Regions from separate parts of the Homo sapiens genome. Here region 2 is linked to region 1. The links are chromatin loops, found by intact Hi-C in ENCODE. Cell type or tissue: adrenal gland. All regions are shown on one strand. Links, peaks and the distances in the headings refer to the core of each region. The heading gives the core; the rest is flanking DNA.

Region 1 (15,230 bases), core at 2,305-10,304:
CAGAGAGAGAACAGGTGCCCTCCAATCCATTCTCCTCCAAGCAGGCACAATGATCTTCCCAAAGTAACATCTAATGTTGTCACCTGCTGTTTAATACTTTCAGTGCTTCCACTGCTTTAAGAGTAAAACCCAAACTCCTTCAAGATGCAGCCCCAGCCTTTCTCTCCAATCCCCCTTCTCCCTCTTGGGGTCTCACTAACTCACTCAGTCCCCACAGGCCTTCTCTGCTCCATAAACATGTTGAGCAATAAGAGGTCACCCTGGAGACAAGGAAGAGAAAGGTATGACCAGTGGAGGAAACTACAGGTGCAAATGCCGGCACCAGAGGCTGGCAGGGAGGAGGCGGAGAGAGGTGGTTCAGGCATCGGGCCTTGGTGCAAGATGGGCCTGGGCTTGATCAGTTACTGACAGTGTGTGTGTTCTGGTATGAGCCTGTGGCTGTGCGTCTATGAAATGGGCATTAAAAACCACACCCATTTCACCAGGCCACTGTGAGGATGGCAAGAGATGCCGCACTTAGCAGGCTTGGCAGCACATCTGGGGCAGGATAAGTTCCCAGTGGATGAGAGCTGGTTTTATGACATGGGTGATCATGACAGGAGACATGGAGGAAGTGGCAGACAAGTAGGTGTCCAGGGGCCAGATGGAGAAAGGCCATGATGTGCCACACCAAGGAGATAGAAATGCTGTGGGGAGCACTCAGTGTGCCCCGAAGCAAGAGCACCACAGAGTTGCTAGCCATCTTCCAGGCACAGTGCTAGGATCTTAGGGAGGAGAAAGGAGAGCCACACAGTTCACATCCTTTGACATTTGGTAAATTATGCTAGAGTGACTCGGAGAGAAGACAGGGTGTCAGGGAAGGCCCACCCCTCCAAGAGTTAACATTCGGGAGTCACCTATCTAATGAGCCTTGGGACATGCCAGGCAGCCTCCCATGCCATATCCAACGCCTATATCCCACGCCTATATCCCCACCAGGCACTTGTGTCCTGACATCATCAGTTTGAGAGTCTGATGTGCTTCCTTCTATCCTCAGTTGTTGTATTTCATGAAAATTAATCCATCTGCAGGTAGTTAAGGAGGAGATGCCATTTGACAACACTATGACAGTGACAAATCAAAAGTAAATGCCAGGTGGAGATACAAAGACCAGGGCTGACACAGCCACAAACCCAGCCCAGCAAGGGACAGAGGACCAGGAATGAAGCCTTGATTCTCCAAAAGGCCCAAGGACACCACCTAGCCAGCAGAAGTTGTGGTTCTGAACTTGTGCTTGCAAGGTGCACAACTTATCAGTTAACGAGGTGCAAAGACTATGAGTCATCATCTGGGTTTCATCTTTTGGGCTGGAGAGAAGGTAGAAGATTCAAGAAGTTTAAGTAACTTGCCTATTTGGCAACATCTATCAAATTTTTTTTTTTATACTTTAAGTTTTAGGGTACGTGTGCACAACGTGCAGGTTTGTTACGTATGTATACATGTGCCATGTTGGTGTGCTGCACCCATTAACTCATCATTTAGCATTAGGTATACCTCCTAATGCTATCCCTCCCCCCTTCCCCCACCGCACAACAGTCCCCGGTGTGTGATGTTCCCCTTCCTGTGTCCATGTGTTCTCATTGTTCAACTCCCACCTATGAGTGAGAACATGCGGTGTTTGGTTTTTTGTCCTTGCCATAGTTTGCTGAGAATGATGGTTTCCAGCTTCATCCATGTCCGTACAAAGGACATGAACTCATCATTTTTTATGGCTGCATAGTATTCCATGGTCTATATGTGCCACATTTCTTTAATCCAGTCTATCATTGTTGGACATTTGGGTGGGTTCCAAGTCTATCAAATTTTTTAAATCACTCACCTTCGATTTAACAAATCATGGCTGGGCAGAAATCCTGCCTCTCTACTTGCATGTGAGCTCAAAATACAAGTTTAACTCCAAATGGCTGGGATCCACCTCAATGCCTATCAAAGGGGACTGGGTAAGTATCTCAGGATGCCACTACTCCCCTGCCCGCTGTTCCCTTGGCAGACAGCACTAATCAATCACTGTTCCTCAAGAAGATACCTAGGCAGTCATAACCAATCAGTGTGTTGCCCAGCAAGATGATGCCTATTTGGTAGCCCTGGCCTAAAAGATGGGGGAAAGCACCACCAAGAAAGTGACATTTGAGTTGGGCTTTGGAAAATGATGCCTTCAGAGCTTTAGGAGATGGAGTAATTCCTTCCAGCTGGAGTATCAGGAAAGATGATCTCCAAAAATAATGTGGCTGTGAGAAAACTTTTAAGTCTGTAAAAATACCAGGAATTATCATAATTACCTGCCAAATCAGAAAAGGATTACAAATTTTTCAAAAACGCCTCTGGCATTTCCTTTCATATCAGAATGTTCCCTCCATCTAATCACATTCAAGTAAATCATGCTTCACCCTCCTCCAGCTAACAAATTAGATGCTTCTTGATTAATTAGATCAAGACACCCCCCAAAATTTCAATAGCAACTGAGGCTCTTTGGGGGTCACATACTCAAAACTCTCCAAGATTATTCACTTCGATGCCTTAGAATCTGTTACGTTTTATAAAACTCACAACCCGTTTTCAGGCCCAGTTTACTCTGGTTGTGGGGAGGGGCCTGAAGCCTCTTTCTGTGATGATGGCATTGCACCTGTTTTGTTAAAAAGTGAACCTAGACAGTCCCCACTTTGCGTTCACACACTCCGGAGCACCAACTAAGTGTCAGGCCTCTTATAGGCATTAGGTGCACCAGCTCATGTAATTCCTACAATCCCCCTGCAGGGCTGGCATGCTTTCCTTACCAATGAGGCAAAGGGAGGTTGGCTTATAAGCCTCAAATGTCAGGACAAGGAAGTGACAGAGTGGGGATTTGAACCTCCACCTTAATGGCCCTACTATCTGTGCTCTTTGCACTCCCTCTTGGGATATGGTAGGAAGATGATCCCTTTGGTGGTTAAGGACAATTCATTTGTACTGCAGAGTAGAGGGAAGTGACATAGTTTAGACTCGTGGCTCCCAACCCAAGCTGATCACTAGTCACTGGGAGGGCTTCTGAAAAATGCGGATTTCTGGGTCTTGGCCCCTGAAATTCTGATTCAGTAGACTGAGGGGAAGGACCTCAAAGAAGTACTTTTTAAAGCCCACGGTGACTGTAATGATCAGTCAGAGTTGAGAGCCACTGGTAAACACAAAAGGAGCATTTCACAGACTCAGCTTTGAACGGCAGTTGGGCCATTCCCTACTTGTAGGAAACAGTTTTCCTCTTCCTCATTTGTAAAACGGGGACGTTGCAGAAGCTCCTCCACTTGTCACCTCTCCACCTCTGAACTCTCGCTGATGTGAACAAAGCCACAAGCCAGAAGAAAATGGCATGAACCCTGCCTGCCCACAGCGGATGGCGGTACAGTCATCCCTCGGTATGGGTGGCGGATTGGTCCCAGGACTCCACACGGATAGCAAAATCCATGGGCACTCCAGTACCTTCTATTAAATGATGTTTTAGTATCTGCAATAGAACCTACACACCTCCTCCTGTATACTCTAAATCATCTCTAAATTACTTACAGTACCTGATATGATGTAAGTGCTATGTAAATAATTGTTCTACCATATTGTTTAGGGAATAAAGAGAAGGAAAAAAGTCTGTACACGTTCAGTACAGATGCATTCTCCCCGCCCGGTATTTTTGCTCCCCAGTTGGTTGAATCACAGATGCAGAGTCGCAGATACAGAGGGCCAACTGTAACTGTCACATGCAGTGTTGCTACCTCAATAATGACACAGCAAGTGCCACACACACACGGCAAGTGACTCTATGACAGTGACATGCACAGGGTGGCCCACAAACTGGTGTGGGTGTGCCACCTGTTTTCTACCAGTATAACATCAGAGGAGGAAAGAAACTGGAAGCAAGCATTTAGAAATGTTTCAAGCAATTTCATATTGCTGTGAAACAGGAGCTTCAGGGTTTTTCTAGACTGTTTTTTGGTGATTTAGCAAAATATCATTCTGCAATGAATTGAAAGTTTTTTAAAAAAGAAAACTGGTTCCCATAGTTTTAGAAGCATTGACCTATAAGTGCTGTGTCTGAAGCAATTTCTTGCATTAATAATTATGAAAAACAAGTATAAAAAATAATGAAAAAAAGCCAAACTGCAGACACATTTGGATAAAATTCAAGAGAGTTGAAAAGAAAAATGAGATAAAACCAATGCTATCAACGCCTGTCATTCTTTTAGATGCCTATACAAGTATCCCTTATCCAAAATGCTCAGGACCAGAAGTATTTTGGATTTTGAATTTTTTGGATTTTGGAGTATTTGCATTATACTTACAGGATGAGCATCCCAAATCTGAAAATCTGAAATCCAAATGCTCCAATGAGCATTTCCTTTGAGCATTATGTCAGCACTCAAAATATGCTGACTTCCGGAATATTTTGAATTTGGGATTTTGGGATTTGGGATGCTCAACCTGTACATTGTCTTACAGTGTCCATTTAGCCTTGAAAACTAAGAAAACTAGAAATGTTCATTGAAATAATGGGTGTCCAGATCTAGCACTAGACACAGAGTCACAGGAAATCCTCAGGGAATTCTAGTAGCCATAGCTCTCTTTGACCTTGGCACGGTGGGTCCAGGGAGTGACAGTGAAATCTGAATCCCAGTTATTAGGGCTCCAAAGCCCATGCTGTTCTGGTCACATGGCCTTTCAGGCAACAAATAAATAACCCAGGAAGAGAAACACTGTGCCTATTTGAGGAAATGTAGGCTTGGCGGGGGGCAAGTGGCCTGTCTAAAGCTACACAGTTTATTTTACTCCCTAACAGAGCCACAACTACACACCAAGCTTCCTGCTTTTAATTCAGCGCTCTCTGCTCCTCTACCGGGAGGCCACAAGACTTTTAAACAAGCTGAGGAATGGGGAAGTGTTCTGTAAACTAAGGGCGCTGTCTTCCCAGAGGGGCGATGGTGACAGTGTGGAGGGGTGGGCAGACTCAGGGGGCACTCCCTGCGCACGAGGAATGTTCCACTTCCTCTCCGAGCAGTACTCACCTGTACCCTACAACTCCCCTGGGAGGTGAGTGGTGTTACCGTCCCTAATTTTGTAGCTAAGAAAACTGAGGCACAGAAAGGGTGTGCAACTTGTCCAAGACCACACAGGAAGTAAGCAGCAGAACTGGGATTCGGATTCCCCAGCCTGTGTTTGTGGCCACACTCCTCTCTCCTCCCTCTCAGCATACGCCATCACTGTGATGCTGAGCTAGCATCTCAAGGTACCAGTGAAGAGCAGAGGACCTGGAAGGGTGCTGAGCCAGGGATGGAGGGCTGGGAGCATCTCAAAGGTAAGGGACACTGTCACACACACACACATGTACACACACACAGAGCCGGGGAAAGGCGCTGTCAACGCCACAGTGAATGGCTGCCATCAGCAGGCAGAGGGGAAAAGCCATGTGGGCTCTGGCTGCTCCCACATCCCCCTCAGGGGGACCCTAGCAGTAAGGGAAGGGGCACCTAGAGTAAGTAAGAACCTCGGCCAATGCAAGGCCAAAGGAGACTCCCAGAGAAGAGTCTAGGAGCTCCCCAGCAGCTAGGGTAAGCCTTCTCCAAAATGGTTTCTGCTTCAGGTGAAGGCAACACCGACAACAGCTTCAAACGAAAATCCCAGCATGAAGACATTCCAGGAGACTGGCAGACATGACTTCCAGATGTTCCATGTCAAGGAGAAAAATGAGGCCCTGGAGGTCAAATCCAGGTCCTGTCTACTCACTGCTGGATGACCTTGTGTAAAGAATCACACGTCTTTGATTCCTGGTACCCTATTTTTTTAATTTTGTTTTCCAGAGACAAGGTCTTATTCTGTTGCCCAGGCTGGAGTACAGTGGTGCAATCACAGCTCATGCAGCCTCGACCTCCTGGGTTCAAGCAATCCTCCTGTCTCAGCCTCCCAAGTAGCTGGGACTACAGCCATGTGCCACCATGCTCACCTATTTTTTTTTTTTTTTTGTAAAGACAGGATATGGCTACGTTTCTCAGGCTGGTCTTGAACTCCTGGACTCAAGGAATCCTCCTGCCTCAGCCTCCCGAAGTGCTACGATTATAGGCATGACCCACCACACCCAGCTCTGATTCCTGGTATCTTATTTGTCAAATGAGGTTATTGTCACCTATTGTACAGGTTTGTCACGAGGTACAAAGGGATGAAAGAGTTCTCGGGCAGTCACCAGTACCTGCCATGATGTGGACAGGATGTAACAGAATGAGCACCTGCTATGGGTCTGATAGCACTCTAAGTGTTTTACATATTAGCAGACACTACAAGCCTGGGAGGTGTATATTTACCCCCATTTTACAGATAAGGAAAACTGAGGCTCAGAAGGGTGACTCGAATGTCCCAAGTCATGCAGTCTGGAAGGGAGGGAGGTGGTCAGTCTGGCTCCAGAGCCTGCATGGAGGCTCATGGTCCTGCATCTCCCATCTTTGGAGTCTCTCCTGTTTCTTTCTTCCTTCCAATACACATTTTGCTTTGGTTCTGCTGTGGGGACGGCTGGCCCCAGGAAGTTATTCAGGCTTGCCCTGATGAGCCAGGTGCTCTGGAATCTCGGGACTCATCCTCCTCAATGCCGCACCATAAAGCCACCATGTAATAAATTCAACTGAGACCTGTGGGGCAGATCATCCTGAAGTGCCACCGAGACAGTGCTGTGTAGGCTCTGTCTGCAGAGTCACTAAGCAGAGGCTTTTAAGTAACCCTGGTGATAACTTCACATTTCAAAGGTTCCCTTGATCACCTCTGCAACAAGCCCCTCAGCACTCAGAACACTGAGATAGCAAGAGGTAATGCTTACACACATCAGGATGGGATTACAGTTTAAAGAGGGACAACACCCATCACTAAAAACAGCTCAGTTAGTAAGGGGACGCCTCTGAGAAGCAGAGGTTTAGGTGACCGTCATCGCTTGGCCACGGGGCTGCCAGGTCTCAGGCCCCAATGTTGGTCATCATTTCTCCCGACATGTGGCCTTTCAGAATATACACAGGCAAGCCAGGGAGGGAGGCTTCATAGAGCAGCAGCTGCTACCCCCCTGGAGACAATGATGCTCTCCTGGCCCCTACAACAGCCCTCCAAGAGCCAAGGCAGAATCCACAGAAATGACCATGTTACAATAGCAGCCAACACCTTCCTGGTGGTTGGTGAGCAATGACAGGGGAAAGAAAGCAAAAAACAAAACCTGGAGCCCCAGCCCTCTGCTGAAAGGTGTGTTCCTTTAAGAAGAACACACAAGAGGCACTCATGCAGCTGTGAGGGTCTTTAAGCGGGTTCCCCAATTCACACCTGTCCTGTGAGAGCAGTACGGGAGAGGGTGTGCGGCGTGGTGCGAACGCCAGAGGCAGGCCATTTGGGATTAAAACCCACCATTCCTGACTCCCTAGATGTGACTTTGGGCAACTTACCTCCACCTCTCTGGGCCTCAGTTTCTCATCCATAAAATCACATTAACAACGATGCAAATGTCAAAGGGCTTTTGTGAGGTTTAAATAATAAAAGAAAGAGGTGCTTTACTTAGGGTTACGTAAAGTACTCCATAAATGTTAATTACCATGATTATCCATTAAAGAGGCACCAGCAGAAGTGTCCAGTACCACTGGTCCTGTAGAATCTACATCCTTCATCTCTCCAAGGTCTGTCCCCGCTCCTCCATCCTGTGGCCAAACCTAGGTTCAGAAGCCCCCTCCCACCTAGACAAACACCACCGCCTCCCTGCTGCCCCCGCCACCAGCTGACGCTCAAATGATCTTTCTAAAACCCAGGATCACACCCCTTTACTGCTTAAAATCCTTCAATAACATTTACAAACTAGATTGCATGATGTCTGCAATTTGCTTCAAAATAATACTAGGAATGGCGGTGGGGAGGGGGGAGTGGGACTGGCTTGGGTTGGTGGCTGCTGAAGCTGACGGGACTGTGTGCTGGGCACACAGAGGTGCATTCTACTATTCTGTCCACATTCACATTTGTCCACAATCCAAACTTAAAAAAAAATTCTTCAATGGCTTTCCACTAATTTTCTTGGCATGGCATAAAAGCAACTGGTGGGAGAGGAGGTGGGAGGAGAGGGCAGAAAACATTTCAAGAGAAGGACCGACATGGATGGAACGAGAATACGGCTGCACCCCCACCTTCCCACTGTGCCCACATCCTAAAATGCTATCCACCCTTCACAACGTCACTCAAATCTCAGTTGATCTCCTTGCCCAACGCCTTCGATCCATTCATCCACCTCCTCCACAGATCATCCCCCAGTAGTAGTGGCAACAACAGTTACTGTTTTCTGAGCACTTACTAAATGTCAAGTACGTCATGTATGACATAAAGGCTCTTTCATGCAATAAAAGGAAGTGCTCCAACTGGCCACAGACCCATGATATCTGAGTTCGGTGAGTGGAGCACGGCTAGATAGAGCTCCCACTGGTCCCCCCAGAGCCATAAGCTGTTGTGCAGTGTACAACCTGCACAACCGCACACAGAAGTCTTAGACATCATACTAGGTGCTGGTGTTGTCCCTATTTTATATGGGAGGAAACTGAGGCCCACAGGGACTAGAACACTTGCCCATGGTCACATGGAGATGGCTGCAGTAGCTAACGCCCAGACCCATGTTCTATCTGTTACATGAGGCTCCCCCAGAAGAAGGTGTAGCATGCACTTCTGCAGATGGTAATGTCTCCTGGGCAGTTCACAGCTCTAGCGCAGAGCACAGGATCTTACCCAACTCCACGTGTGTTACTGGAGATCACTGCCAAAGCCACTGACAACACCAGACACTTGTAGGGCTTATTTCTGCTGCATGGATTATGGGAGGGTCAGCGGAAAAAGGGGCAGAGGCCTCTTTCCTTAAACGTAGCATATGAGGTGGTTTACTTGGCGCCACACAATGGGTGTAATTATAGTTCCATCACAAGCACAAAACATGGTGCTCGGCTAGGCCTGTGAAAATGGGGCCGGAATTACTTTAAAAAGGCTCTGCTGGCCTCTCCTTTCAAAAGCACAGTGGTTACAGGCTGGCTTGCAGAGGACGGCTATTGATTTCCCAAGACCTGGGAGTTAGAAGGCAGCGCAGCGTTGGCCTCCTCTCCTCCCCAGCACAGAAAGCCTTCTCCAGCCTGCTGGGCAGGCAGCCCAGGAGGAGAAAGAGGAAGAGGAGGATACAGTGAGGCCACTGTCATTAAGAGCAAACATTTACTGAGCATGTATTGGACGCCAGACCCAACCCTAAGCCCCATCCTTGTGTTAACTTATCCATACAAGGCCTGTCCATGGCTCCTTCTTAAGAAACTTATCTTCAATATCTGAAAATTCTCAGATTCTTTCATTCATTTATTCATTCATTCCACAAACATCTACTGAGCATCTACCATTTGCCAAACCCTGTTTTAAACACTATGGATACAGCAGCAAACAAGAGAGACTCTTGCCCTCATGGTTTCTATATTCTAGCTAGTGGTTCCATCTACAGATTGAGGAAATGGAGGCTCACGGAGGTTTAGTCCTAGGCAAAGCTAACACTAAAGGCCGTGGGATTGGAACCAGAGTCCTTTCTCACACCACCATGCTGGACAATCTCTCTCTGCTTTGGGTTATTTTATAAACCCTCTCCCTTTGTGAGGTTGTATTAGTCTGTTCTCATGCTGCTGACAAAGACATACCCAAGACTGGGTAATTTATAAAGAAAAAGAGGTTTAATGGACTCACAAGTTCCACATGACTGGGGAGGCCTCCCAATCTGGCAGAAGGCGAAAGGCATGTCTTATATGGCGGCAGACAAGAGAGTGAATGAGAGCCAAGAGAAAGAGGAAACCTCTCATAAAACCATCAGATCTCATGAGACTCACTACCACAAGAACAGGAGAGGGGAACAACCTCTGTGATTCAATTATCTCACACTGGGTCCCTCCCACAACATGTGGGAATTATGGGAGCTACAATTCAAGATGAGATTTAGGTGGGGACACAGCTAAACCACAGAAGAGGTCAAATGCACCTCCCTGCACAGGCCTGGAAGCACTAATTCATTTACTTATTCAGTCATTCATTCACGTTTCTTCATTCATTCAACAAACATTTATTGAGCAACGGTGTGCCAGGCACTGATCTGAGCTCTGGGCATCAGTGTGACAAGGACCCTGCCCCTGCCCCTGCCCCTGCCCTCACAGAGCTCCCTATCTCGTGGGGATCTAGGTGGTCAACGGTTCTCAGACAAAGTGGCCAGTGGCACAGCAGGAAGACTACGGTCCCTGGGAACAGGAAGGGGAGGCAGCTACCCGTCCTAGGGCTTGTGATACTAAGCTGAGGCCAAAGGCAGGAAGAGGTCAGCTGGCAGGAGGCATGAGAACAGGTTCACACCCAAGCCCCATCATTCATCTGCTCCCATTTCCTCGGCTATAAAGTGGGGCTCCATCGTATCGAGCAGGATTTTAAACATGGTTAAGATGTGACTTCAGAGCAGCCAGCCTGGCACAGGGCCTGGGGCAGCTTCTCTTTATCTCCGAGAATAGGTTGCTGGACACAGAAGTTATTTAGTACCGTGAAGCTAACACTAGCACACCAAGTCAGAAGTTTTCTGGAAAACATTTCACCCTGAAGTGCTGCTTTTCCATTCATTCTGCAAGGTGCTGGAAAGCACAGGCTTTCACATAAAGATGTGAATTCTGAAATTATGTGGCTCTTTGTCGTGTTCTCATGTCTTGAGAAATCAGTGGAGGCTGGTGTGCGTTTTTAATCATATTCCCTTCGAAGTAGCACACAGAGACCTCCTGAATATTTCAACCACGGGCTCAATAAATTATGTCCAAGTTTCAAGAGAAAGACAGTAAATGAAAGAACATTAAATTTTATGAGCATCAAAATGTTGTTTTCCTTTGAGAGTCTCTTTCTCACACCCAACAGCACTCCCGTAAAGCTGCCAAGAGCCTCCTTCAGGTAAAGGCTGGCTTGCTCCTCCCAGGAAGGGGTATGCAGCCATTCATTTGTGCCAAGCAGTAATTCATGAACACCAGCACCTGGACAGAGGGAAGACTGTGCTCAAATGTGAGCGAGCACTGTGGGGTACTGGTCTGGGGGATGAACTTGGAGCTGGACGGCCAGGATTCTGTCCCAGTCTGCCAGTAACTTGCTGGGTGACCTTGGGTAAATCATTCAACCTCTCTGGACCTCAGTTTCTGCATCTGAAAAATGGTGGCCATAGGAGCTCTTACATGATAGCGTTGTTATGAGGACTAAATGAGCCAATATACAACTCAAGCTTCGTAAAAGACACAAGATTCTGATTCTTACAGCTTTGATTGACACACAGAACTGGGCACATCCCTACAACTTCCTTAAGCCCCACAGACATTACAATGGAAAGACGAGATGGTATAGTTTAAAACAACAACATGGAATTTAAGGGCTTGAATCTGGGACCACACTTCACTGGCTGTGTCCCATGAACGGGGCAGCCATTGTTTCTACACAGCTCTGAACACCCCTAAGCCTCATGGTTTCATCAGCAACATGGAGACTGTAATCTCTTCTCTCCATGGGACACTGAAGATATGACCGAGATCTTGTATGTTAAAATGCCAAGCATACACTCTTGCCCTCAGGAGGCATGCAGCAGACATCTGTGACTTTTCTTCCCTTGCAGAGGGCAACAGGCAATAAAACTTTTTCTCTGGGTGACTCATATCCCCATGATATACGCAGTGAAGGTAAGTGCAAAAGTATCACAATGCTTCCCTGCCTAGGCCACCCCCAACAGAGTGGCTCATCAAATGTGATCTTCTTCTGTTTTCTATTCAACAGTCAGCATTACAAGACCACATCTACCTCCCAGAATCTGGGAGAGGTAAAAGAGTTCACGTTCTCAGCAGCATCTATGAAGCTGGGGTCTCAAGCCTAAATTTCTTTACTTCCTGGCACGAAGCACTGTGCTGGAAATGACCTGGCAGCTACGGAGTCACTAGCCCACAGCTGCTCTAATCCCTACAATGGGAATGTCATGAAGACAACAAGTGGGTCCTTGTGGCAGAGATACTGGTGCTCACCATGCACCCTACCTGCTCCCCAAGCTTCCCAGCCCCCTCTGCACAACAGGGCACAAGCTTCTGACTTAGGGCCAACGAGTTCCAGGTGGAAGTGACAAATGTTTCTTCTGAGTCATAGCATAGGACTGCTGGCGTGTGACCCTGCACCATCCCTTCCCTGTAACACTAAGTGAGAAAGCCATGGTGTGGCCACAAGATGGGAGCCTCTGTCCACCTAGATTTCTGAGTCATTATGTGGAGCAGAACAGTCCCACTGTTGCCCTTGGGCAACCCATGTTGGACACATACGAACAGGAAATAAGCTTTTATTTTGTTAAAGACCGAGATTGAGGATCATTTGTTACTGTGGCAGAACCAATCCTATTCTGACATGTGTCAACTTGACAACCCTGTATCTTCCTAGCTCTCTCACAATGGGCCTGAAAGTCTGAGGAAAGGCACAGAGGCCAAAGACATTTGTTAAAGGCAGCTTTGCAACAGCCACAGGAAGTAGGTATCATGATATCCTTTTACCCAAGAAGAAACTGGTCTCAGACACATTAAATCATTTGTTCAAGGTCATACAAATCACAAGTGGTGAAGTCAGAATTTGAACCCAGGTCTATCCATCACAAGACTTGTATTCTGTCTGCTATATGGGCCCAGGCAGTACTTTCTAATGAGTTTGTCTGTGAAAGCCCCAAATACAATTCAAATCTCTCCTTGGGCTCCAATAATAATAGTAACCATAGGTTGGATGCGTTCCACAGGCCAGACACTCTTCTTGGTCCTTTATCAATATTCCTTCACTGTAATCATCACGTCTCTTCAAGGCATTATGCCCATTCTACAGGTAAGGAAATAGGGGCTTAGAAGAGACTGTAGGATGAGTTCTCATAACCTCATGGTGAAGTAAATAGAGGAAAGATGCCAGTGGTGACAGACAAAGGATAGGGGCCCCTTTAGTGGATGGAAGGCAAAGACTCCACGTAAAAGGCTATAAAGCGGGACACTGAGGAACACTCTCCACTGGAGGATCTCAGACCTTCAAGAACCCACAAAGATGCTTCAATGCCCAAGATACCACATGCTCCGGGTGACCTAATCAGACTCTTAGAGATGTTTGCTGCCGGGGTTGTGAAAGAGAGACAGGGGAGATCGTCCCTTCTGGTCCCTCCCGACTGTTCTCGCAGTTCTAGCCTCTTGTCTACCTGGCCACCAGGTGCAAGTTACTGATAATAACCTCACACTGCCCCCAAGTGGTCACTCTGCTCCAGATGACTCACAGACCAACGTTTCCAGAACTCCAAACACAAATCTGTTCAATGCAAAACCATGCTCTTCCCATTCTGTCTCCCACATCCATCCATCCTTACTATTACATGCCAAGCACTGTCTAGACACTGGGGATACAACAGGGAACAAACAGATAAAAGCTCCTTCCTCCTCTGAGCTTACATCCTAGAGCTCAAGGTTAGGAATGCTTACTGACTGAGGAACATTGTCTTTATGCCCCGTTACAGAGAATAGGACTTCAAACAAAAGGTTGGGCTTCAATAGAAATTCTCCTTCCTTTGCAGAGACCAGATTCTGCATCTGAGAAATTAACCAGGATTTCTACAGCTGCATTCCATTCTAGTTAGTTTCTCCAGGGAAGGAGAAGAAGGGGAGGAGGATGGAGAAGATGACGATGATGAAAACAAAGATGAAAAAGAAAACAATTTTTGGCTAAGAAACTAAACCTGATCATTATGTCTTGGATTTAAATCTAAAAAGTGATCGTCTCCAATTCCTCATTTGATGCTAAAAGACCCTTTTTCAGTGACCCTCATGGTGAACATCTCTCTTTTTCTCTCTGCCCAAGATGAATTCCCCTCTTTTTTGGCTAATGGAATCCTGCTTTTTCTTAAGAAACCACCTCTCTTCCTAGTGATCTGGGGAAGCTGACCAAACGCCCCCACTGACTGTTGGCCACGTGCCCTGGCCCTGCCAATGAGTGTATTTCATCCTTTAGCCACAGTGACTGGTTCAGGGATGGCAGAAGACTCAAGTCAGGCCAATAAGAGTCAATTCCAAGAATCTTGTTAGAGCTACTGGGAGAGAAACCCTCTCTTCATGACAAGAATTGCTAAGCTCATAGGACATAAGCTTGGAGCTGCTAGGATCCATCACATATAGAGAAAGCCTTCCTAAGAATGAAGACCACAAAAAAGAAAGCAGAGAGCAACAGCAGGAAGAGAACATCCACATTTGCTCATCTGACCTCTGGATGCAACCCTGCCAAAGGTTACACCAATCCTTGGATGTCCAGTTTTCATCACTCAAAAAGCTTCATTTCTTGTTAAGCCCAGTTTGAGTTTTCTGTCATTTGGATTAGAGTCCTGACTCACAGAGCCACCAAGTAACTGCCCAGTTTCTGCTTCAACACCTCCACTCACAAGAAACTCACTACCCATAATCTTTTTTTTTTTTTTTTTTTTTTTTGAGACAGAATCTCACTCTGTCGCCCAGGCTGGAGTGCAATGGCACGATCTCAGGTTACCACAACCTCTGCCTCCCAGGTTCAAGAGATTCTTCTGCCTCAGCCACACAAGTAGCTGGGATTACAGGCATGCGCCACCACGCCTGGCTAATTGTTTTTATATTTTTAGTAGAGACGGGGTTTCACCATGTTGGCCAGGCTGGTCTTGAACTCCTGACCTCAGGTGATCCACCTGCCTCAGCCTCCCAAAATGCTGGAATTACAGGTGTGAGCCACCATGCCCGGCTGCCACTTATTATGAAACAGTCATGATGGCGCAGGTCTCTTTCCACTGAATTCAAAGTTGTCTGTGTGTAGTCCTAGGACAGCCCATGACGGCCACAGGTGGAACAAGTTTAACCTCTCCCTCCATGTGACACTCCTAATCTGGGGGACTCTAAGCTGCAGGGCAGCATCATGAATCCTCCATCTGGAAACACTGTTATGATTTTGGGCCATATGTTGTTAAACATGTTTCTTTCAACCTCTTTCAATCAATAAATATTCCACAAGCGCCTCCCACATGGAAGGTGGGTCTGGGGGTGGGGATGGGGTAGGGGTCTGCAGGGAGAGATTCCATAGAGTCTCATCTCCCAGGCCCCTGCCACCCAGGAAGGCAACAGGTCAAG
Region 2 (15,230 bases), core at 4,906-12,905, 47 kb after region 1:
TACTGTTGCATTGGGAGGCTAGATAGGTAGCCCCTATCTGTGCATCTCCCCAACTTGAGCACCAAAAAGGCAAAATGAGGGATGGGCTAACACAGCGTTCTGTCCACACCAAAGGCTGTTTGTCCTGAACCCAACTCAAACAGACCCTGATTGCAGAGGAAGCCCACCTCTTCTCTCCCATCTCTTGCTGTATATAGAAATCACAGCAGGGTTGCAGAACCCCCAAATAACTCCGAAACACACTTGGTGGGTAATCTGAGAGCAGGTTCTGTCAATGCTAATGGCCCAAAGAGAGACAACCTTTCCATTGCCTCTCTCAAAGTGAGGTTTCCTTTGTAACAGTCTCTGCCATAACCATTTATGTTTGTCCCATTAGCCCCAGCTGGTTGTGACCTGCATTTCCCCGACTCATTCTCTCCTTCCTACATGCAACAGGCTTAAGAGTCTTCTAGCACTTTTCGATATAACGGACAGCTTACATAATCACACTTGCAGCCACCGGGACTTGCAGGCAGGCGTTCTTGTTTCTTTTGCTCATTAGATAAATAAATCCTTACATGTTGTCAAGACTCTCCAGCTGAGAAACTGATGGACTCGTGTTTAATTTGTACCCATCTAGAAATACCATTTATGTGTAAATAGCAGTAGAAAATATTACACAGGCATTGCAAGAGTCTGCCTTATACCTTAGAAGTCGAGGATTTTTTCTGTCTTGTTTCCTGTTTATCCCTGGCACTCGAAGCCGTGACTAGCACACGGAAGGCACTCCGGAGGAGTGCACAACAAGTTGACAAACATGAAGGAGGGATGACGATGGCACCCACCTGGCATGAGTGACCTGAGGATTAATGACAGTATCTGCAGAGGGCCCCAGAAGTGCCAGGCTACAGCAACAATCCAGGATGTGGCCGCTACTAAGAGGTTGATCCCTGCAGAAGGGATAACATGCCACCCAAAGCCTGGATGAAATCCGTAAATACCCCACACCCCATGAGGGAAACGTTCACATTACTGGACAATCAGAATGATACACAGTAGAGGCTGTGGGACCCAGAAGCCACCATGAGCAGGTGATTCTGTGGAATGCCACCTGGTGGGGACAGATGAGCAGTAGGCATAAATGTGCCTGCCTGCCGGGTGTCAGCACCACCAGCGAGGTGCCATCTCTGCTGTTGGTTGGGGAAAAACCCTCAGAGCAGAGACCATGCATCACCTTCAGCAGTGAGCCCTCGCAGGCTGTAGGCTACTGTTACACTGGGAGGCCAGAGCTGAGGTAGACCCTGTCTGTGCATCTCTCCCATATGAGCACCATGAAGGCAGAATGAGGGATGGGTTCAGTGGCTAACACAGCACTCTGTCTACACCAAACGTTGTTTGTCCTGAAGACAACTCAAACAGACCCTGATTGCAGAGGAAGCCCACCTCTTCTCTCCCATCTCTTGGTGGGCCAGGAGTTCAGAAGGTCAGGGTCATTGGGGAAGTGAACGTCACCATGAGAGGATCTCAGGGTAGCAGGACTTTGCTGACCGATGGAGGTGTGTTTTGCCATTGATGGCTACATTGGTGCCTACCAGCCAAGGCCGAGCCTAGCAAAGGCATCTAGGCCTTGACCACTGTGCAGACAGGCAGGCCCTCAAGACAGATTCTCCACGCCATTCCAGGCTTCGGCAAATCCAAGACCATTCATGACCCTGTGTAGCCTCTACATTCTACTGCTGACAACTTCTCCCCTCTTCTTGGCCTAGGCATTAAGCAGGCAAATGTTTGACACCTATTAAGCTTCCCAACTCTGTCCAGACACAGAATAAAGTGGGGACAAAATTGTACCCAGACCAGCCCTGCATGAAAGCATCCATACCCCATTCAACATTCACAAATGTGAGAATTCCACACGCCTGGCACTGTCCTCATGATGTTAGTGACATCACCTCATTTAATGACAGGAATTGCATTTCTCATTTTATACTGGAGGATACAGTTCTCTCTGTGGCCTTAACAACCGCACTCACCATCTATCCCACAACCTCCCTCGGCCAGGCACCTGCATGTAAAACCATTCATCCTCGTGATCATATGCAGATGGCATCACCATGCCATGTGAGCGAGGAAAAAATGTAGACCAAGAGTGGTTAAGAGTACACAGAATTTCAACTCAACTCTTTCTATATCAAAGCCATTCCAGTTGACAGAGCACTATTCTGAAATCCATTGCTAAAATAAAATAGCCTGTTCACAAACTGTTTAAGAAGAAGGAAACAGAGGTTCAGAGGAGAGGGGCCCAATTCAGGGAACTCCCCTCCCTTGTAAGGCCCATACTAAGCATCTACTCCGGGTCCCTCCAAAGGATGACTCTACTTCCCTCACACCCTTTCCCTGCACAAGGGGGTGCAGGCAGCCCTGAAGCTTGTGTTCCTGCGATCACCGAAGCCCTCTCTTATGGCAAACCCTTGAAGAACAGTCACTCTACCCACCTCCCCAAAAGACAAAGCTTCTGCCCAAACTAGGGGCTGGCCACCAGGGAGTTACACAGGACAGCTCGGCTGACAAGGTTGTCCTTTGCTATCGGATCCCTAGTAACTTTTCTGAAGAATTTCTAAAGTGCTGGGGAAGCAATATTGAATATTATCCCCAAAGACCATGCCGCTGCAGCAGGAGTGCTGCCATCAGCAGGGGCCTAACTCAGTGTAATCATCATTAAACTTGAAAGTTGCCTTCAATTTCCGCTGGAGGGAATGTAGTTACAAAGACAGCGAAACACGTATTCAAAGGCATTTACACGCTCAGCCCTGGCCAGGAAAGGACAAAGATTTCAAAGGCTCTGTAATACGCTAATTCTCCAGCCAAAGATTCTATTTCAACAAACTACAAAATGAATTAAATGTCTGTTTAATTCATTTTAAACAGACCTCGTTTTATACTGGAGGACATTGTTCTCTCTGTGGCCTTAACAACCTGACTCACCGTCTATCCCATACCCTCCCTCGGCCAGGCACCTGCATGTAAAACCATTCATCCTCATGACCATATGCAGTTGGCATCACCATGCCGTGTGAGTGAGGAGAAAATGTAGACCCACAGTGGTTAAGAGTACACAGAATTTCGATGCAACTCTTTCTATATCAAAGCCATTCCAGTTGACAGAGCACTATTCTGAAATCCATTGCTAAAATAAAATAGTCTGTTCACAAACTGTTTAAGAAGAGGGAAATGGAGGTTCAGAGGAGAGGGCCCCTCATATGATCATGAGGATGAATGGTTTTACATGCAGGTGCCTGGCTGAGGGAGGGTGTGAGACAGATGGTGAGTCAGGTTGTTAAGGCCACAGAGAGAACCGTGTCCTCCAGTATAAAACGAGGACTATTTAAAATGAATTAAACAGACATTCAATTCATTTTGCAGTTTGTTGAAATAGAATCTTTGGCTGGAGAATTGGCATATTACAGAGCCTTTTAAATCCGAACAGGTTACAGCTCGTCGGTACTCCACCCTGATGTACAGAAAAGGACAAGGGCTTTGACCAAATTCTAAGTGGAAACACAGTCTTTCTGTATTCAAAGCCCAGAGAATTATAATTAAAAATTGTAATTAGGAATGGCACCATTCAGAAGTTTTCGGAGTCTGGATACACAACACCCAGGCATCTAGGTGCAAAATTTAAGGAGGTGGCAAAAAGCTCAGTAATCATGATAAATAATATTTCCATGCAATGTTTTGAAATATCAAAATTAATGCCAAAAAAATAAATCTATGGAGAACAAAATAGCAAAATTTTAAATCAGGCATGAGGACAGGCTCAGGACCACTGATTTTTCCTCTGGCCTATGGCTCCACACTCCTGCTCCTTCTGAAGATGGTCAAGTGTGCCCAGAGAAGTGAAGGGACCTGCCAGTGTCACAGTCACTGGCAGCTAAAATGCCTAGGGCTTGACGCCCTCGGCGCTGTGCCCTTTGGTCCCTGTCACCTTGGGCAGGGATTACTGCCTTAGCCTTGCCCTGCTCCAGTCCTGATACCACTCCGTGGCCGGGGGGGATCTTCGCAACACCTGAGTCTAACCTCGTCACACCTCTGCCAAGACTTGTCAGGTGGCCTCTCCTTTCTCACACTCATCAGCTATGAAAACATGTATGAACTGCTCATATGAGGGGCTCAAAAGACCTATATATACACAGACTGCATGCACAGACTCGAAATTCTAGTTCCCACAGATTTCAAATCATTAGAAAGCCGAAATAACCAGATTTTTATAGTGTCACACTATGATAATTGATGTTCCTAATTACAGCCTTGAGGCACAGCACGCTCTTTAACTGCCTTCTAAATTATCGAAGATCAAATTATGTTCAGTTGCATTTTAGCATTAAGTGTATTTTAATTATATTCTCATTCTTGGAAAATTAGTAACATGCACAGCTGAAATAGATGATCAAGGCAGCTTTGTGAATAAAACATTCTGAATAAAGCTCAGCTTTCCAGAATGTTCTCGTAAAATCATATTCTGCCATCATGCTAGGTAAATGAGAGTTTATAGTTCATATCCTCTCTTTTTAAAAAAATATGGCCACTTATATAAACAAGTGAATTATGGAGTAATATTCTTAAGTGAGGAAATAAAATAGGAGGAGAAGCAAGAAAATAAGTGAAGCTGGCCAGGTGTGGTGGCTCACACCTGTAATCCCAACACTTTGGGAGGCCAAGGCAGGTGGATCACTTGAGGTCAGGCGTTCAAGACCAGCCTGGCCAACATGGTGAAACCCCATCTCTATTCAAAGACATTTACATGCTCAGCCCTGGCCAGAAAAGGACAAAGATTTCAAAGCCTCTGTAATATGCTAATTCTCCAGCCAAAGATTCTATTTCAACAAACTGCAAAATGAATTAAATGTCTGTTTTAAATCTGAACAGCAGACATGGTGGCGTGCACCTGTAGTCCCAACTACTCAGGAGGCTAAGGCAGGAGAATCGCTTGAACCTGGGAGGCAGAGGCTGCAGTGAGCCAAGATCTCGCCATTGCGCTCCAGCCTGGGAGTGCAACAACAACAAAAAAGCCAACAGTAAGTTCCGAACCAAAAACCACATGCCACAAGGTCTCCACTTTTGCTAAAGATGAGCTCACATTTCTGTCAAGCTTCTTAGAAGTCAAGGCAAAAAAAAAAAACAAAAAACAGTGATAGGATTCACAGCCTCCAAAAGATCTGACCACTTGGTCAAGGGACTCATTCCTGCTACTTAGGCCTGGGAAAAATTTCTCTCAGGTAGAAATCATTCTTATTACACACGATATGCATAGGCAACAACTGCCTTACCAATGTGTTAACAGAAAACACTATGACCATTTTCAACAGGCTGTATCCCCTAACATCCCAGGGCCAGACATCCAAACCTCAAACGCCACTGAAAATGGGCAAGACAGGCTCAGCTGGGGGAATAGGAGGGAGAGTACAGCTAAGTACTGTGATAAACCAGAAGGTGCACGTCATTCTCAAGGACTCAGCTGTGACTCCGCCCAGTGAACCGCTGCTATGTGGAAATCATCAGCCCAATGCTTCCAGAACATCTAATTTTTTAAATTACAAAACACTTCAAGCATGCAAGAGAATAACTAATGCATATCTACATATAGGAAATGAGGAACCATAACAAGACATATACCTGTGTACCACCTTAAGGTACAGAACCTCTGGAACTTTTGAGAACCTCTCTCCAATGCTGGCCCTCTCCCATGATCACAACCCTAATTTTTATGGTTACCATGCCCTTGCCTTTCCGTATAGCTTCCCACAAGTGTGAATTCTTAACCTACCTCCTGTTCCATTCTACACTTTTCTCATATTCTTACGAATGTGTTTGGCTGTAACTCGCTTTCTTCGAGCCACACAATTTTCATTAGATCCATCCAAACTGATGTGCACAGCTGAGGTTCATCCATTTTCCTTGCTGTGTTGATTTCTATGCTGTAACACACTTTTTAAAAATCGACTCTCTTATCGATGGATATCTAAGTTGTGTGGAATGTTTTGCCATCGTGAGCGATGCTGTGAACATGGCTGTGTTTCTCCTGGTGTTCGTGGGCAAGTGTTTCACTAGGGTGGGGCTAAAATTCATCTATGTTTTAATATTGGTCAAACTAATTATTTTTTAAAAAAAACAAAAGCAACTATGTGGACCAACTCCATACCTCTATCGACTGCCAGTCTACAGCCTGCAACAGACAGACAGCTTCACGGTAAATTGCAAAAGAAGATTCTCTGAGCAGTAAAATGGTTTGGGCTGCATTTGTTTCTGCCTTTTATCTAGCTTACTTCAAGAACAAAAGGGTCTCACATAGCCAGATCACATGACCTTTGGGCAGGTGTTTATAAACATCATTTCTTGAAAATTATCTTTAAAACTTTTGAACGGTGACAAGCTTGGGCTTATCCTCACTAACACGAGCCCAGAAGCTCCTCAAGAGCCAAGATTGATCCTCTTAAACTAGAAGTGCTTTTAGAAAATGTGCACTGATGAGATGTCTTTTAAAATGCATTCACCCTAACAGTGTGGCCCCAAGTCACTCCATGGCGTTTTATAAAAGGTATTACCTAGCAGGAAGTTTCCAAAGTGAAAGAACAGGAGAAACTATGGTCTGAATGTTTGTGTTCCCTCAAAAGCGCAATGAAATTCTAACCCCCAAGGTAATGTATTAGAAGAGCAGGGCCTTTGGGAGGCGCTTAGGTCATGAGGGCAGAGCCCTCACGAATGGGATTTATGCCCTTATAAAAAAGGCCCCAGAGACCCCCTGTCCTTCCACGATGTGAGAACATGGCAAGAACATGCCCTCTATGAACCACAAAGTGGGCCCTCACCAGACCCCACATCTGCCTTGACCTTGGCCTTCAGAACTGTGAGAAATACATTTTTGTTGTTTATAAGTTTCTCAGTTTATGGTATTTTGTTAAAATAGCCTGAACACACTAAGACAGTAGATAACACAATCAATAATGATAAACAGAAAATTACAGCGTCAGTGCAAAAAACATAGAAGTGTGCCTGCTGTAACTGTAGAAACTGACTTTTACTTTTTGGAAATCAGTTTCATAAAGTTTGACGGAACGTGGCCACAGCCATTTGCTTATATTCATCTGTTTCCATGCCGCTTTGACGGAGGTGAATAGTTACGACGTCCATCCCACCAACACATCCACCCTCTGGCCCTTTACAAAAGAGGTTTTCCCATCTCTGTCTTAGATCACTGGGTCACACACACATTCTAGATTCTGATAAAGAAAGGACCGTAGGCACTGGTTCATTTCCTTCATTGTGAATTGAGACAGAACCAGATTCTAAGTAATTATCTTTCTTTTGTATATAACTGAAATTTACCTTCAGGATCAATATTCTTTAAACATGGTACAAGGGATGAGGACCAGCAGCCGCAATGTTAGGTAAGGAGGAAAGTGATAGTGTGACTATCAAGTGTATTCGGGATGATGCCTGTAAAAGAGCTTCGACTCTGAGAAGGATTAAAATCTTTCTTTCTCTGTCCATAGGGCAAGGCAAACCGCGACTAGAGTCCTCTCAGAGAAACACCAGAATGTTAATGTCACAGTCTTTTAGTGCCTATCTCATGCAGAGTCCATCCTCCGAGCCAGGATTCAAAGGGAAGCAAGGTAAGCTTGATCCCTGCCTTCCTGGAAGTTACATTCTAGAGGGGAGATGGACCATAAAGAGCCAACAACGACGTAATCGAGAAGACTGGGGATCCTGATATTTCAATCAGGAAAATAAAACTGGGCAATACAATGGATTAGTCAGACAGAAGGCACCATTGGATCAGACTGGACTGCCAGGGAAGGCCTCACTGAGGCGGTGACACTGAATGGAGACTGGGAGGACACGAAGCCAGCCATGTGGAGATTTGGGGGAGAGGGAGTATAGGAAACACAAGACCCTGGAGGGTGGAGTAACCCTGGCCCTTCCTAGGGGCAGGCTGAGGGGGCTGGAGAGTAGAACGAGGAGTGTGGTGACAGGTAAGGCAGGAGATGTGGGCACACGCCAGAGCGTGGGCGGATTTGGAATCAGCTTGCAGAGTACAGGAAGGAGTCTACTGGTAGTACTCCCGGCAAGAGAAAATGGCAAGTTAGATTTGTGGTAGCAACACAGATAGAAAACAATGGTTGGCTTTATGAGATATTTTAGAAGGGACTGTAACTCATTGAGTGACTAGATGTAGACAGTGAGGGAAAGAGAGAAATCAAGGATGACTCAGGCTGTTTAACTTGATTAGCTAGCTGAATGGAAAGTGGTGCCATTTAGGAAGATGGAGAAAACCGCAGACGCACAAGTCAGGAGGAAGAACAGAGTTCTGCACTGGCCTTATTCAGTGTGAGATGCCTTTAAACCAGTGGTCCTCAAAGGAGGGTATTTTTGCTTCCAAGGGCAGAGTACGGAATGTCGAGAGACATTTTTGGTGATCACAACTGGGATAGGGAGATGTCACCAGCATCTAGTAGGTAAGGCTAGTGGGGCAATGTCACTAAACACCCTGCAACATGCGGAACAGCCTCCCACAGCAAACAGCTACGCAGTCCAAAATGTCATCAAGGCTGAGTTTGAGAAACCCTACTTTAGACAATCCACGGAGATGTCACGACGGCCGCTGGAGCAACGTGTGCCTGGAACTCAAAGAGAAGTCAGGGTTACAAGTATGCATCTGGTTTTTCTCAACAGCTTGTTTTTCTTGTGTTGCTATTCTCTCTCATCATTCTTTTTTTAGCTGCTCTGCTGGGGAAAAGCAGTTACATAGGAATTAAAAAGGGACTGAGGTTAACAGATCTAAGTAAAAACTGTCAGAACTATTAAGTCGTTCATAAACACTAAGGCAAAACACAATGCCAAACAATGGAAGATAAAAAGACAGTAAAATATACAGAGTAAAATATACAGCTTGGAGAAACCACCAAGCTGATCACTGATGATCGATGCTATCAGAGCGCTGTCTCCAAGGCATTATGGGGACAGGAAGGAAAATGTGATCAACTCTGCCTTGGTTGGAGAAAGTGGTGGAAGACAGGAGGCAAAAAAGGGTTCTTTTCATTCATATTAGAGAAATGCAAATTAAAACTACATGGAGATTACGTTACTTGGCTACCAGATTAGCAAAACCTCATAAGAAATTGTATTTATCCCGGCCAGCTGCAGGGGCTCACACGTGTAACCTCAGCACTTTGGGAGGCCGAGGCAGGCAGATCACCTGAAGTCAGGAGTTCAAGACGAGCCTGGCCAACATGGCGCAGCCCTGTCTCTACTAAAAATACAAAAAATTAGCCAGGCGTGGTGGCAGGCACCTGTGGTCCCAGCTACTCAGGAGGCTGAGGCAGGAGAATCGCTTGAACCAGGGAGGTGGAGGTTGCAGTGAGCCAAGATTGCGCGACTGCACTCCAGCCTGCGTGACAGAGCAAGACTCGATCTCAAAGAAAGAAAAAAAGAAATTTTATTTATGCCATTAAGAGATTTCTAGTGTAAGAAAAAAGATACAAATATTAAATCAAGGTAGTTAAGTAAAAAAAAAAAAAAAAAAATTCGAAATTTGAATTAGAAGTATCTATGGATCATAATATATAGTCTACTAAAAAAGAAGGGATGGGGTGGGGGAAAGGGAGGGAAGAGGCAGGTGGGGAAGAAGAAAGGGAAAGATTTTCTAGCTCTGAACACTGAAAAGGCCTAGAAACAATAGCCAACCCAGTAGCAACGAGCACTCCCCACTACCTAGATTATGCTGTATAAATACCTTTTCCCAGTCAAAGAGCCAGGGCCCCCTGGAGGAACAGGTGTTTCCAGGTCTGGGGCATGAAGTACAAGAAGGGCCTAGAACACCTCAGCTTCCTTGCTTTGATGTCCAGTGTAATGGCAAAAACTACTCTTGAGGACTCAGGAATCAAACTAAACACCGTCCATGGGCTGAAGATAGGACAACTTGAATATCACAAAGAAAAATTACTGTGATGAACTGGAAAACATCAAATAGGCTTAAATACATAAATTTGTAATTTTTTTTTTTTGAGACGGAGTCTCACTGTGTCACCCAGGCTGGAGTACAGTAGCATGATCTCAGCTCACTGCAACCTCCGTCTCCTGGGTGCCAGCGATTCTCCTGCCTCAGCCTCCTCAGTAGCTGAGATTACAAGCATGTGCCACCATACCCAACTAATTTTTGTATTTTTAGTAGAGATAGGGTCTCGCCATGTTGGCCAGGTGGGTCTCGAACTCCTGACCTCAAGTGATTCACCTACCTTGACCTCCCAAAGGGCTGGGATTACAGGCATGAGCCACCGTGCCCAGCCCTATTTTTTTTTTTTTTTTTTAAAGACTCATTGGTCCTCTCTGGAGGAGGGAAAGGAACCAACTCATTATTATGAAAATGGATAAATAAAAGAATCAAAGCCTTGGTTCCTCTGGCTTCCTCATTCCATTATGATAAGGTTAATGTAGGTAACAACTGGTAATACCATCAGGCACATAGGAATCACGCCACATGTGAAAGCAACTCTAACTGTTGTCACTATACCCACATCGTCACCCCTGGGCCCCTGGGGACACCCACATCTAACCTTCCTTGGCCGGTGAGAGACAGCAAGGGTCCTCCCAGCCATGGGAGGCAGCAGAGGATGCCTGGCCTATTCTAGAGAGGAAAGTAAGAGAGTATTTTCTGTCTCTCATTGGCAGGAAAATCTAAAAACACACAACATGCATATATATTTAAGGGCCAGACATTCTTCTAAATGTTAGACACATGTTAACTTATTCTTCACAGTAACACTAGGAGGTAGGAACTATTACCATTCCCATTTTACAGATGAGAAAACTGAGGCTCAGAGAGGTTAATAACTTTCTCATGATCATAGACTTGTTCATGGCAAAGAAAGGTATAATCTGCACAGGCTTGTTCAAGATTCTGCAAAGTATGAAACCTTGAAGAAGGTGATAAACATCAGCCCTGCAGAAAACCATCCAGGGGATGAGGAGTCTAAGGAAATTATCTGTGTTATCATTTTTGTCACTGTCATCATCATCATACCAGTTATTCATTGCATTATGAATTGCATTGCTCAGTTATTCACTGAGCATTGAATTGATCATTCCACATCAATTATGCCATGACTGAAGTGCTATTATTATTTCTTTTCTTTCTGAAACAGAGTCTCGCTCTGTTGCCCAGGCTGGAGTGCAGTGGCACAATCACAGCTCACTGCAACCTCCAATTCCTGGGTTCAAGCAATTCTCCTGCCTCAGCCTCCCAAGTAGCTGGGATCGCAGACGCACACCACCATGCCAAGCTATTTTTTGTATTTTTAGTAGAGACAGGCTTTTGCCATGTTGGCCAGGCTGTTCTTGAACTCTTGGCCTCAAGTGATCTGCCCACCTGGGCCTCCTAAAGTGCTGGGATTACAGGTATGAGCCACAGCGCCTGGCCCATAAGTGCTATTATTGTTCCACTTCCTGGAGGGGAAAAGTGAGGTTCAGCAAAGCTGGGAAGGTTTCGACAGTTGTTCAGTGAGACAGGTGGAGCCAGACGTGGAAGCCAATCAACGATATTCCGCAGCTCACATTTCCCCCAGCTTTACTGAGGTGCAAATGACAAATAAAAATGGAATATATTGGAGATGTACAGAGAAATGATCTGAAGTATGTGTACACTGTGTTATGACGAATGCAATTAAATTAACACATCCATCACCACCCACGGTTATCATTTTTTAACTCTGTGATCTTTATAACACAACAGGGGGTGCTGAGGACACCTCAGATCTCTCTTAGCAAATTTCAAGTAGGAGAGGCCAGGAGAAGGGAAGGAAGCCAGGGATGCGGAGGAGGAGAGAAGTGAATACACACACCGAGGAAAAGAGCTTTGGCTTGGGGGCAGTCATTATTTCTGTGTAGAACAACACAAAACAAACCAATAAACAAAAAAACAAAATCATAAAGACCATCTTTCCAGCCCAGATTTTGACATTAAGAAGTGGTACATCCTACTGGCATTACTTGAAAATCACTCCCAGGCTTTGGCCATGGCAGCAGGTGAGATTCAAGGCCCAGAGCCTCCAGGGCCTCAGCTCACCGCACACTGCCCCGTGTGTGGTGGGGAAACCCAGACCCCAACAGGTGCCGTGGCCTCCGCCCCAGTGCAGCTGCTGGTGTGGTCTGCCCTTGTCTCCAGCCTCCGACCCCTAACCCTGTCTTCTTTCTGCAGCGGGGGGAAAAAAGTGGTATATCCTAGAGGAGTGGTTCTCAACCAGCAGGGATTTTGATCCCAGAGACATGTGGCCATGTCTGGAGACATTTGTGATTATCACAGTTGTGGGGAAGGGGGTGCCACCAGCATCTAGCGGGCAGCAGCCAGGCATGCCGTGAAACATCCTACTACACACAGGAAAGCCCCCATGACAAACGATTATGTGGTCCAAAATGTCAATAGTGTTGGGGTTGAGAACCCTGGCATAGAGCAAGTCACCTGACCTAGGTGGGCCTCGCTTTAGTCCTTTGTTAAGTGGCGATAACCACGTTTACCCTTCATTAAAGTGTTTATGAGCAGTAAATGTATCTATTGCCTGGCCCATGACTGGCACTCAAAACAGCAGCTGATACTAATGGTATAACCATCCCTGTCAGCATCACCACCATCACTAAGTAGGAGAAGTACCTGCATTAGGGATTGGCACAATGTGACCTGCAGGCCCCCTGCCTGTTTTGGTAAATAAAGTTTTATTGACACACAACCATGTTTACAAATTGTCTTGGGCTGTTTCAGTGCTCCAATGGCAGGGGATCACATGGCCCACAACACCGAAAGATTTTACTATTGATCCCTTTATATAAAAAAGTCTGCTGGCCTAGTAATGATCAAGACATGTGAAGTGCTACACCAAAAACAAATTGTTATAATTCTGATGTGTCAAAAAAATTGTAGGAAATTTCTTTCTTCTCCCCATATATAAGGGCCATGGGCACAAACTTACAGGTGCAGAGCATTCTACTTGCTGAAAGCCAATTTTATCCACTCGATTTTATCACTTTTCATCAAAATTGACCACCACTTTGCTTTAAAATACATGCCATCACAGCAGTTCAAACCTCTAACACCAGGAAGGCAGTCATTATGATATTTACAGAGAAACTGAGATCTGTTATCTCCCTCTCCTCCCGAGCCAGAGCACAGGAAGGGGAGAATTTTCCATTAACTTTAAAAGCTTTTTACCACCGAAGGAAGAAAAATTTTTCAGGAAGACAAAAAGATAATATGTTAGCATTTAAATCTAGTTTTCTTCACAAAGGGAAAATGATTTCTACATATTACATAGTAGGAACTGGGTTGTTACCACAGAACATATTTCATTTTGAGGAGAAGAACTGTTTAAAAGACTCATTTTTGGAAACGTTAATCTCAGGCACCTGGAGATGAAAGCGCTGGGCGCAGAAGTTGGTCTTTGTCAAAAGACAGTTTTCAAGTTTTTATAAGACTCATCTCCCTTCTCTACCTTAAAAATGGATTAAAAAAAAAATCTACTTGAAGGGAGTGAGGAAAAAAAAAAAGAACCCAATTTCAATATCCTTTGCTAAAGAAATAGTCTTTGCTCAAAGCAGGGCAGAGAGTTGCCTGTGTGACCCAGAGAAATAAGTGAATTGAAACTTTTCTAAAGTACTTGTCACTGTAAAAGAGTTGCTGAGAGCTTGCCCTGGCAAAGCTGAGTTTTTGGTACTGAAAATGGAACCTGTGAGTCACTCCAAGGAAGCCCGAGGAAACAGGGTATATTCAGCTCTCTGCTCCACCGGTTCCAGAGGTAAAATGTACCTTCGTCAACGGAAGCTGCAGAAAAAGCAGGATACTGATGGGAAAAAATTAGCCACAAAGGAAGTTGTGAGAGTTGTTTTCTCAAAAACAAAACTAAGAAAGTGGTGGGCGACTTGGCAAGAAAAAGTCCTTGGGTTGGTAGGAAGAGAAGGAATGTTCAGGAATTCTGGCAACTTCTCCTGGGAGGCTGGCTTCACTGCCCCATGGTGGGGTGTGCGTATCCTTAAAGGGAACCGGTGACCCCGCTGCCTGTCATCCTAGGAAAGTCAACCCTGGGACGAGTAGAAGTGGAGAAGCAAGGACATGGGAAGGGATATGGTTTAGGTGTGCCCCGGCCCAAATCTCATCTTGACTTGTAGCTCCCATAATTCCCATGTGTTGTGGGAAGAACCAGTGGGGGGATAATTGAATCACTGGGGCAGTTTCCCCCATACTGTTCTTGTGGTAGAGAATAAGTCTCACGAGATGTGTTGGTTTTATAGGGAGAAATCCCTTTCACTTGGTTCTCATTCTCTCTTTGCCTGACGCCATGTAAGACGTGTCTTTCACCTTCTGCCATGATTGTGAGGCCTCCCCAGCCATGTAAAACTGTGACTCCATTAAGCCTTTTTTTTTTAAATAAATTACCCAGTCTCAGATATGTCTTTATCAGCAGCGTGAAAACAGGCTAATACAGGAAGGGACAGTCATCTCTTCCCGGGAGCTCCAGCTGTGTTAGGCCTGAACACAAAGGCCCAGAGAGGTCCAGGGCAGCTCTAGTTCTCAGCCAAGTGACAGACAGCCAGTAGGGAGGCAAGGAGCCAGCCTGGGGACATAGGCAGGTCTGAGCTGTTACTGAAAGGACCTGAACCTACCCAGAGAGGAACTGTGCTCCCCGCTGAGCATAGGCAAAGGGCAGGGAGGCGGGACCAGCTAACAGGGAACCATGATGGCGGCAGCATGAGCCCACAGCCATCCAGAATGCTACAGACAGACAGCAGAGGGAGGCGGGTGCCTATGGACTTCCCAGGCCTGGGAGTAGACAGGGTGAGTCTTTAGAAACCAAGAAGACTCATTCTCCCTGAGTAAGCATGCCGGGCCATTCTCAGCCCATCGGAGGGAGGAACGAGAGAAGATGTCCAGTGACCCTGTACATGACAGGGCTGAGGGCTGTTCCACTGAGAGTGACACTGTCTGTCCCCAAAACAGGCAAATGAGACAAGAGGGTTCCCCATCACAGCAGGCACCTCACCCAAGAGATGACGGGTGACAGGAGCCATGCATACAACTCCCTACTTGATCTATAAATGCTACACATTGGAAATGATGATTCCCAGGCCATAGACGCAGACATCTGAGGCTCACAGAGGTCAGGTGACAGGGCCCAGGCATGCGCCTAGAGCTAGGATTTCGATTCTCACATTCT

Evidence for each region. Peaks named below come from ENCODE experiments on the same cell type or tissue, not always from the same donor. Only the 100,000 strongest peaks of a DNase experiment are listed, where the experiment ranks them.
Region 2: it touches region 1 in a loop (5-fold over the local background); 5 of 110 quality-filtered maps call a loop at or near these places.

The regions. Positions count from the first base shown.
Region 1 is chr16:12,338,705-12,353,934 of GRCh38, reverse strand. All of the region lies in intron 15 of SNX29 (sorting nexin 29), which reads right to left. Among named protein-coding and RNA genes, the nearest start is that of SNX29-AS2, 26 kb to the left of the region's middle. RefSeq lists enhancers at 4,846-4,915, 5,186-5,275, 11,414-12,613 and a silencer at 5,016-5,065. In adrenal gland, for the core only: no CTCF peak of the experiment used is centred there; no DNase peak of the experiment used is centred there.
Region 2 is chr16:12,294,107-12,309,336 of GRCh38, reverse strand. The region is part of intron 15 of SNX29 (sorting nexin 29); the gene reads right to left. LOC124900383 (small nucleolar RNA ACA64) reads left to right here and starts at 12,014; the gene lies at 12,014-12,140. In adrenal gland, for the core only: no CTCF peak of the experiment used is centred there; DNase peaks (open chromatin) are centred at 7,938 and 8,471.